Linked DNA regions of Mus musculus: region 2 is linked to region 1. A link is a loop called in an ENCODE intact Hi-C map of the cell type or tissue named here. Cell type or tissue: gastrocnemius. All regions are shown on one strand.

Evidence for each region. A loop is a pair of places that touch in the nucleus more often than their neighbours do. Peaks named below come from ENCODE experiments on the same cell type or tissue, not always from the same donor. Only the 100,000 strongest peaks of a DNase experiment are listed, where the experiment ranks them.
Region 2: it touches region 1 in a loop (2.4-fold over the local background); 2 of 42 quality-filtered maps call a loop at or near these places.

What each region holds. Positions count from the first base shown.
Region 1 is chr10:21,463,010-21,468,009 of GRCm38, forward strand. No RefSeq gene overlaps it. Among named protein-coding and RNA genes, the nearest start is that of Aldh8a1, 88 kb to the left of the region's middle. In gastrocnemius, a CTCF peak has its summit at 2,513 (motif pointing right); DNase peaks (open chromatin) are centred at 2,272, 2,542, 3,359, 4,644 and 1 more place; H3K4me3 peaks cover 480 bases.
Region 2 is chr10:21,742,563-21,747,562 of GRCm38, forward strand. No RefSeq gene overlaps it. Among named protein-coding and RNA genes, the nearest start is that of Gm5420, 54 kb to the left of the region's middle. In gastrocnemius, no CTCF peak of the experiment used is centred here; no DNase peak of the experiment used is centred here; H3K4me3 peaks cover 3,167 bases; H3K27ac peaks cover 5,000 bases.

The DNA.
Region 1 (5,000 bases):
GGCTGCAGATGTTTCTATACTCCAGGGTTCCATGAGCTGCACAGCGTCTGAAGACAGCTCCACGGAGGGCAGCGAGCCAGGAGAGCTGTGTAGGAAAGCAGAGTTGGAGACATCAGTCAGACCTCAGGGTATTTCCACCTCCCTCTGGCCAGTCCATGCAGCCATGCTTCTAGGAGAATTTAGAAATGAGACACTCCAGTGTGCCAGCTGTTTCCAGCTGGGCAAAGGAGAACCTGTACAAGTCTTATTATACTTTGTGGTCTGGCAGCTTCAGAGTCATGACAGCCCATCTAGTTCCCTAAACCACTGGGTGTTCATCCAATGAATGGAATGCTCACCTTAACATAAAATGCTACAGTAATAGCATCAGCCAATGTGCAGGATCATAGGACTTTAGCTTTTAGCTCTGTGAGAAATGTCTGGTTTTCATTTAAAGAAAAATGTCAGCCCAGACACACATTTTGCATTATGTATAGGCAAGTCACGGGACCCAGAGCTTCTTTGTGAGACTTGACATAGCAGGAGTGACAGAGCTGTCCTTTTTGTCAAGACTTTAGTGAGCAAATATTCTAATTGTATGAGCATTGCAGAAAGAGAAAGTGTTGACCGACCACCCTTAGAATTAGTCATGATTGTCTTATTAGACAAATTTACATTAATTCTTCAGTTAGGATCTAAAATAATGAGCTTCATGATGACCTTGCCATATATAACTGCAGCTGTACTGAGCTCCTCTTACAAATACATTTTAACATTGCCTGTTGACTATCTTTACCTCCGACACTAATGGGGCTAACACTTTTATGAAGCCAGCAGAGTCAGAACTTTCCAGAAGCTCATATACAGCTATGCTCCTCTGATGTTTTAAGTGATCTCTTGCTTTCAGCCCACAATGGCTTGCTTCCTTTTATTTTTGGAAATCATCTACTTTGGAAATATTTATATTTCTTATATTTATATTTTAAGAGTAGCATCTATTAAATAGTTATTTCACTTAGAAATCAGACTCATTCTGTTTGGGGATGATATAATTACAATAGACAATGTGGATATGCAAATGTATTTTCAGCAGATAAGTAAGGACAAAACTGAATGACCATAGGGAGTTTCTGGCTTGAAATTAATTTATTCTCCTAAAAATATTTCTTGTTTTACTTAACTGTTCTTTATTAGAACACAATAGACCCAATGTAGACAAAGTCTCACCCCAATCCTGACAAACAACTCATCTTCAGGGGTCCTGTTTTTCTAGCTATTAAATGAAGGGACCATTTTGTGGAGGAAATAGTTCTAAATGGTTAGGGTGAGTAAAGTATTGTGTTTTCTGGAGTCTTGCATGCAGTTGTTTTGCCGTGGTACATAATTTGGTGGAATCTAATTGTATACTGAGGCCAAGTTCTTCTGAATAGCATCTCAGCATCTTCCTACTGTGGTTTTAAATTGCTTTTCTGTCTCATTTCCCTCCTGGCTTCCTCCTGGGCTCTTGCTTCTTTCTCAGTGTTGCTAAAATGTCTTCTCTTGGGGAGATAGAAACAATGTCTACCCTTCCCACAGAGGTCCAAAGGACAAAGGGAGGCATGGATCCACCAAATATTGACTCTGGGGCAATCTGTGAATTTATTAGGCTTACTGACAGAGCAATGGAGTTTGGAGACAGGATCATGTACAGCCTTAAAGCCACCACACTGGAATATCTGTATCCAACATGAATGGTAACTGCCCCTTTGGCTATAGGTGGGACCCCTCCCCAGTCCTTTCCAGTCTATAAACGCCAAGCTCTTCTTTGATGTCATGTGCAATTAGGGCAGACTAGCATACGCCTAATTGGAAGGAGTTGCTGGATACCCAGGTGATGGTCCTGTGACCCTCCCTGACCATCCTTCTATGAGGGACGGGGAAGAGTCAACAAGCCCAGCTGTGGAGATCCTTTGTAAGTTTATACAGGTGAACTTCATGAAGATGGTGGCAGATTGGCTCTGTGGATGCTCTCAGTGAACTCTTGACTCTGGGCTTCCTCCTCCCCATCACCCTGAGATGCTGCACATACTTAAAAAAAGAAAAATAACATCAACAACATATTTTGTTTTGTTTTCCTATCTCCAAAGTTAGGGTCCTGATGTGGGAACAGGTCTGGCCTCTCAAACACAGTGAAAGCAGCAAACACCTGAGAACAAGAAAGATGAGCTAACAAATAAACTTGACCAAGACACAGCTACATGCTTGTTTGCAGCACCGCCCCGGGCAATGTCCGGAATTGAAGCAAGATGCACACAGAGATCGATAGCAAAATGGACACGGCCCTTGAAGCAGATAGTTGCCGAGTCGACCCTGGAAAGTAGCATAAGAGGCTGGGAAACGTGTTAGGCAACGCGTTTTGGATGGCAACCCACTTGAGCTTTGGAGAGCCCGCGAAGATAAAACATTCTGAAATATTAGTTGTCTTGGGAAATTGGGGTACAGAAAAGAGAGCGCTTTTGTATCACAAGATGGCTTGGAAACGGATAGATCGCCACTAGGTGACGCTGTTTCTTCATCTGTGAATCTTTCTTGTCGCATCTCCAACCCCACTCCCGACAGCCTGCAGCTTGGGTCAGTGCTGTCTAAGGTCGCTGCTTGGGATCCATCTTTGCCCTGCCGTGGCTGGAGCAAGGCCAGAATGAAAGACACCTTAGTTTCCCTTGGATTCCTCCGTTGTAAAACACGGGGTCCTGCAATTGGTGATTCTGAAACACTTCTCCATTTACTTTTCTTATATGCATCTATAACTTTAAAATGCTAAGGCTGGGCACGTTCTGCCTTTTTATATAAGCAAACAAGCAGACACTTGCACACAAGTGCCACTCCTCAACCAAATCTCAGTTAGATAATTAGACTGAAAACACACTGGGCAAGGATCGGATGAACACTGGCACACCTGTATGCACTGGCATGTTCTTGAGCTTCCTACACAGTTCCCATGTAAGACCTCAGTTATGTGCTCAGCGAGGGTAGAGCTATGGAGAGTCTTAGAGGTTTCACAGACCGTTCACCAGAGGGAAAAGCTGTTCTGCAACCATACCTCTTTAGTTCTAGAACTTTCTTCTTGGCTCTGGGTCAGCTGGACCCTGGGCTTCCTTGTGTGAGTTATGGAATTTCACACAGGAGTTCTGCTTGCTTAAACCTCTTGTGATCACTGATGGACACGGACACCTAGCTCCGGTGTGAGCTGTTTCCTGCCTTCATCTCTAGCAGAGATCCAAGAAGGGTGGCTTGCTCCAGATGTTTTCCATCCTGTGGTTGTTATGCCAAGGCAAGAATACAGCAGTGGGGCCAATCATGTTGCTGCGTACATTTCTGGGCCAGCGTTCCTTGTCTCTTCTTGATGCTAGTCATTAATGGAGCCTGGATCTGTTCAGTGCAGACAGGCTGTTTTCCCTTGGCCAGCTGGAAGGTTGATTGTCTGCTCTGTCTTACAGGATTTGTAAGAACCAGATGCCCCTTGTAAACAAGATTGCCCACCCGTAGCCTACCATGAAAATGCCACCTCAATAGGAGGAGAGACTTGGAGAAATCTAAAGAAATTTGGCAACATGAATCTGGGATGGGGTAGAGAAAATTTGAAAGCACAGATATTTAAGTCTACTACTTTGCAATCCTGGTTCGTGGTTTTTTTTTTTTTTTCCATTTAAGTGATGTTGGATTTCAACTTTGTCTTTTCTTCATCTAATGTAATGGTAAAAGTTTTATTTTTAATAAATATTAAAGTTCCCATTCTTTAAGAAGATAAAAATAGCAATAATCTCCAAATGCACCAGCCCCCCACTCCTCTCCCCTCTGCCCCCTGCCTCTCTCCCCTCTGCCCCCACCCCTTTCCCCTCTGCCCCCACCCCTCTCCCCTCTGCCCCCACCCCTCTCCCCTCTGCCCCCCCCCCGCCTCTCTCCCTTCTGCCCCCACCCCTCTCCCCTCTGCCCCTATCCCTCTCCCCTCTGCCCCCACCCCTGTCCCCTTTGCCCCCTGCCTCTCTCCCCTTTGCCCCCACCCCTCTCCCCTCTGCCCCCTGCCTCTCTCCCCTCTGCCCCCATCCCTCTCCCCTCTGCCCCTCTCCTCTCTGTCCCCTGCCTCTCTCCCCTCTGCCCCCATCCCTCTCCCCTCTGCCCCTCTCCTCTCTGCCCCCTGCCTCTCTCCCCTCTGCCCCCACCCCTCTCCCTCTGCCCCCACCCCTCTCTCCTCTGCCCCTCTCCTCTCTCCCCTCTGCCCCCACCCCTCTCCCTCTGCCCCCACCCCTCTCTCCTCTGCCCCTCTCCTCTCTGCCCCTTGCCCCTCTCCCCTCTGCCCCCACCCCTCTCCCTCTGCCCCCACCCCTCTCTCCTCTGCCCCTCTCCTCTTTGCCCCCTGCCTCTCTCCCCTCTGCCCCCACCCTTCTCCCTCTGCCCCCACCCCTCTCTCCTCTGCCCCTCTCCTCTCTGCCCCCTGCCTCTCTCCCCTCTGCCCCCACCCCTCTCTCCTCTGCCCCACCCCTCTCCCCTGTACCGATGGCCCAGCATCTCTCTCACTAGCTCAGTTCAGCTCCAGTGTTCACAGCTAACAAGGTTTCATTAATGTGGAATGGGAATTTGGCCTTTGCTTCCAAACAAGGCGCTGAGCTGGTGCAGCCTCAGCAGGGGAGAGCTTTCCCTTTCTTCATCTCTGTGCTTCCCTGGTGTGTAATCTTGTCTTCTGAAATAGTTGTAATCAGAACAAATTACCTCAAGAGCGGGAATGAAAAGATCTCACAGCCTTTGTGGGTATTTTGGTTTTTTTTTTTTTTTTTTTTTTTTTTTTTTTTAGTTTTCTTTAACAGCTGGCACCTTCCCTCAGTAATTGAAAATGATCCAGGAAATTTGTGTGTCCTTGGTAACATTTCTCTTGAGCATGTGAGCTGGGCTTTTAAGGTGACAGCCTTGTTTCAGCTGGTGCAGGGGGACCTGGGGAGAAGAGAAACCTGTCTCCTGGCCTGGTCCCCTTCCCTTAAGGGGAACAG
Region 2 (5,000 bases), 280 kb after region 1:
TTATCTGCTTGGCAGAACAGAGCCCGGTTCCAGTGCATCTTGCTCCTGATTTGAACTGGCTGGCGGAGCGCAGACATCCCAAGCACAAGGTTGGATGGTGAACATGGACAGCCAAGCAAGGCTTTTGTAGCTCCTAAAAGCAGATATGGTTGCTTGGGAAATAATTTTACGAGAGGCGTATTCCTTTATGTGATCTGGAAAGATGACTATAAAGAATGTGTCCAGTCTAATACATGCTTAACATTTCAGACTAGGCTACCATGCCTTTTTAAAATGTCCACACATGGAAGGTAGGTCAGCTATACTATGGGAAAGCACACAAATTGTTCTCACTCTTTGATTCTTGACCCCTTCACACACGTATGAACAAAAGCATTTATTTGAAATAGTGTGTGCCACAAAGCACTGTCAGATTGTGAACTCATACCTAAGTGGCCAATGAAAGCTGTGATCTTATTGGACGAAGCCTGAATGGCAACCCCAACCAAAACATAGTTTCCTGTTAGGAATTTCTTGAACTTGAAAGACAGAACAAAAGCAGAGGTGTTCCCAGTTGTCCTGTGAGCTGGGTTTCTCCTTGGGTTGTGTGTTTCTATCATTGTTGCCCTTCCAGGTGAATATAGTCTCTTTCAAAAGACAGTGGCTATACAAGGCAGAGAGGTCAAGGGGAGATGGGGTGTAGGCAGAGATGCTTGTCAAGCCTTTGCCTGTATCCCAGTTGACCTGATCTTTACTGCTGGCATTCTGTCCCTGAAAGACTTCAGTGAAAATACTCCTGTATATTAAAAAAACAAAAACGAAAAGCCACTCAACACAGCAACCTCCCTGAAAGGCCCAGGTTCTTCCCTCTCAGCCTGTGCCTTCTCTCTCTTGGCACTGCCCTGTCATGTACCCTTTGGAAGCAGCCACTTGACTGGCCGCTGTGAAGAGTGCTGCTAGCCCCAAACTTGTTTGCTCCCATCCGCCAATGCTATGTGCACTCTCAGCTAGCACAGCTGCCAAGAGGCTCAAGTTGGGAACACTAGCTGTCTCAAATATGTGATTCGGATTTCAAAACCAAGTCCTGTGCTCCTGGCACTCACAAGCTTCCAAGAAACTAGGGGCTTTGCTGTCACTGTCTTTACTGCAAGACAGTTTCTTTTGCAAGTTGCTTGTTATTTACTGGCATTAAAATCTGACATCTGGAGGTCATCGGAAATTGAAGAGTTGCTTTCCTGATTTATTTATTTTTATTGTTGGTCCAATCCAATCAGAAGGCACCTCTCCACAGCCTGTTACACAGTTTGTACCACTTTTGCTCCTGGGAGTTGTTCAGTGTTATTCAGAGGGAGTAACATTGGCATGAGCAAAGTGGAACCCATTTCTTCACTGATCGGCATGGATGGTACTCTTTTTATCAACTCTTGCCAAGGCCGTAGTTCGTAAGTAATTAGCTGGCTTAGGTGAAGCTCAAACTTAGCAAGTATCTTTCTTTAAGAAAGTATTTTACATGAGCAGGAAAAAGAAGATGAAAAAAACTAAACCAAACCCAGGACACACCTGCCAAATTAATTCTGACCCCAGCGGTAATGTACTCTTCATTGATGATAGGATTTAGGGGTGGGGGTGGGGGTCGGAGGAGGTAGAGTTCTCTGTGAAATATCGTCAAGATACAAAAGGAAAATAGATATTAAATATATAGAAATTAAAAACAGATCACCCCCATTTAATTTTTGCTGCTGTTTTCTCCTTATTTTCCTCAAAACAACAAAGTAACAAAGTAGCAAGGACCCCCTCCATCAGCATACACAAACCGCCTGCTCTTCCAAAGACAAATGAAAAGTATTGCAGCAGAATTTCCTCCTAGCGTTATATTACAATCTAAACATGAATAGCACCACAAGGAAAAAAAAATAGGATGTCATTTTGGCTGGTACACACAGGTATCAGTTTGCAGTCTTGCAAGCTAACTGAGTATCCATTAACCCTGGGTCGACTCCAGAGAAGGGATGTAATGCCCCAACCAGTTCAAACTGCTTTCACTGCCTGATAGAACACTTAACAGGGAACAGAAAACAAACCTCCCAATTGGCTGCTTTTTCTGAGCATCATTACAGATGGTGGCACGACTGTGAAATAAGGTCAAATATGACCCTGGGACAGGACTGTACCTCTGGGGAAAATCAATTACAACTGTAGATGGGAACTGCCATGGGAAAGTGCCCATATGTGGCCACGATTAAGTATTGTGAAACTCGGTATGGTATATTTAGAGTAAACCTTGGTAATTATTCTTTGCAACTTGGAATAAGTCAGTCTATAGGTTAGAAATTTCAAAGTGAGCTCCTTCCTTATGGTCTGCCTCCCCAGACTGAATGCAATGCTCTGTTTGTTCCCAGCTCCTCTAGCCCTAGACCAGAGCCAAGGTTACTTAGTACCACAGATGGATGTCAACTTAGTCCATTTCGATTCTGTATCCCTAGGAAACCGACCAAGAACATGCTATAGCTTCTGAAAATATATTATGTTATTCTATACTCTTTGGATACCAGAGGCAAAATGTTTATCTCTTCTTTCAGCAGATAATACAGACCACTAGCTAATACCTTGAGATTTTAGTAGAATTACTTAAAATGAGTTGAAACCTCCTTCTGTTTTAAAGGGTGATGGTTGGCAATCAGTTTCACAGCTTAGAAGATTTATTTCTTCAGCAGAGACCAGAACAACTCTGGGATGGAATGCATTTTCTGAAACCCCTCTGTGAATGAATGTTCCATCCAACTAAAGAGTATGGAGAAAATATTACTTCAAAGTGCTTTCGAACATGAAAAGGCAGATGTTACATACCAGCTGCTTTATTTCACATAAGTCCTCATGCCTGCTTCTAGCAGGCGATTGATGGAGAAGTCTTGTCATTGCTGGGAGGAAATGAGGAACACATGCCTGCTTACAATCACGAACTTCTGGGTCCCTGCATTAGTGGCATATCTGTATTAGCCCGTGTGCTCTGTACAAAGAGCAGCCTTCTGGGACCAACCCCGGAGCTTCAGATTCAGTGGTAAAAACTGTGATGTGGAAGTCAGAAATGTACAAATGTGGTTTAGATGTAGGTTGCCCGCAGACTTGGCTATCAAAAAATACCAAACATTGTTTGGTGATATAGCTCGGTGGTTGAGTGTTCACCCGACGTTCATGAGACTCTAGATTCAACCCCCCCTTAATTAAATTCAATCAATTAATTCGATTAAATAAAATTAGAGTAAAACCATATTTGTGAAGATCATATAGGATATTGGTTTTCTCTTGACCTCAGCTGCCAGTCCACTGAGACTTAAGTATATAGCTCCCAGATGCAAACCTCTGTGTTTTGATGATGATAAAGGAGACCACTAGGGCAAGCTCTAAGGAATAAAAAAAAAACAAAAAAAACAAAAAACCTGTCTTTTCTACTCTTTGGTAGATGGAGTCTTCTGTTGAAGTTAAGGTCAGAAATGTTAAAGAAGATGAAGTGCAGAAAAAAATATTAAAAATATTTATTTTGCATTTGGCAGCTGGACAAGATTTTCTCACCTATTGTCTGATTAGATCCTTACAGTAGCTCCATAGGAGTTGGGTGTGTGGATTAGTCTATGCATTTCGGTAAAGGGAGGTCTGCCATTGTCTGTGCTTATCCAAGGTGAGATAGACGAACAATGGCCCAGCAGGCAACCTTCCTGGAGTCTGATCTCCGTCTACAGACAGCCTCCTGTTTCTCATTTAACTTTTATCACCTCTAAGGATGTAAAATCTCAGCTTACCAATCACTAGCACAAAGAAACTTCAGGAGAAAGGAGGAGGGTTGGATGCTGGACATCCCTGCTGGGCCCAGGAATGTGATTGTATTATGTGAACGCACTTTGAGAGTTACAAGACAATCTGTGCACATACTTACTGTATTCTTGTATGATTAGTATTATGTTTTTTTTCCCCTGGGCTTAAAGATTTCATAAGGGAAACTCGAAATTTACACAGGTTATCTGGAGAAATGATGGCTAAATATTTAGTTATGGATCATAAAACTGATGGAGAAGTACATCTAAGTAGAAACAAATTTTAAGTTTTTGAGAAAACTTTGATGGAGTTGAATCCTGGGCATAGATCAGTGACTTGTATGTGGAGCTCTCCGATGGCAGATTATAATGTCTTAGCTCCTCCCATTCTGTCTTCTCAGACCTTCTGGTAAATGAACTCACGTACTCTTGTGATTTTAGGCACTTCAGAGGAACCCCTGGGTTGACGCCGTGTGAAGTCTGAGCTGAGCTGAGCAGATCTGAAGCCACCGCGGGAGGCTCAGGATCCAGATCACCAGCCTGCTTCTTGGAGACTGAAATGGGAGCACACGGCAGCCTGTCTCACCCCTTGCTCACTCCACGTCTCCTGGTATTTTCTTCCCTGTCCCCTTAATTTCAAGTTGCTAGCTGTAATCAGATCCTGCCTTGCAAATGTCAGACGTGAGCAGGATGAGGGAAGACATCGCAACAGCTGCCACAGCAGGTTCTCCTGCTGAGGTGTTAGACATTGAGTTGAATTACCAGAGTCCTCTCCAGCAAACAAACAAGGCAGAGATAAAGCTATATTTGATGTCGTCAAGTGCTCTGAATAAGAACGAGGTAACTCTTAACTTTTTCTAAAAAGTCTTGAAAGGAGAAATCAAACAACAGAAGACGTGTCCTTACAGACTCATCATTAATGTAGCCATCTGTGCCCCACTCCCACACCCATGCAACTCGCACTGATTGACGTCATTATTCTGCCTCTTTGACTGTTTGGACAGCATCTAGCAAAGGACAGGACATGGGCCGTTTCTCTTGAGTTGTGTCTCATGGGAGGCTTTGCGTCCTAACTAATCCCAACTACTATACCCATCAAGAAATTAAAACCTCTCAACCCACCTAGGAGTTCATGAACACCCTTGAAATCTCCCCAGAGGCTCTTCCCTATATAATTCAGACATTTTGCACTCTCCCCTCCTCCCCTCCTCC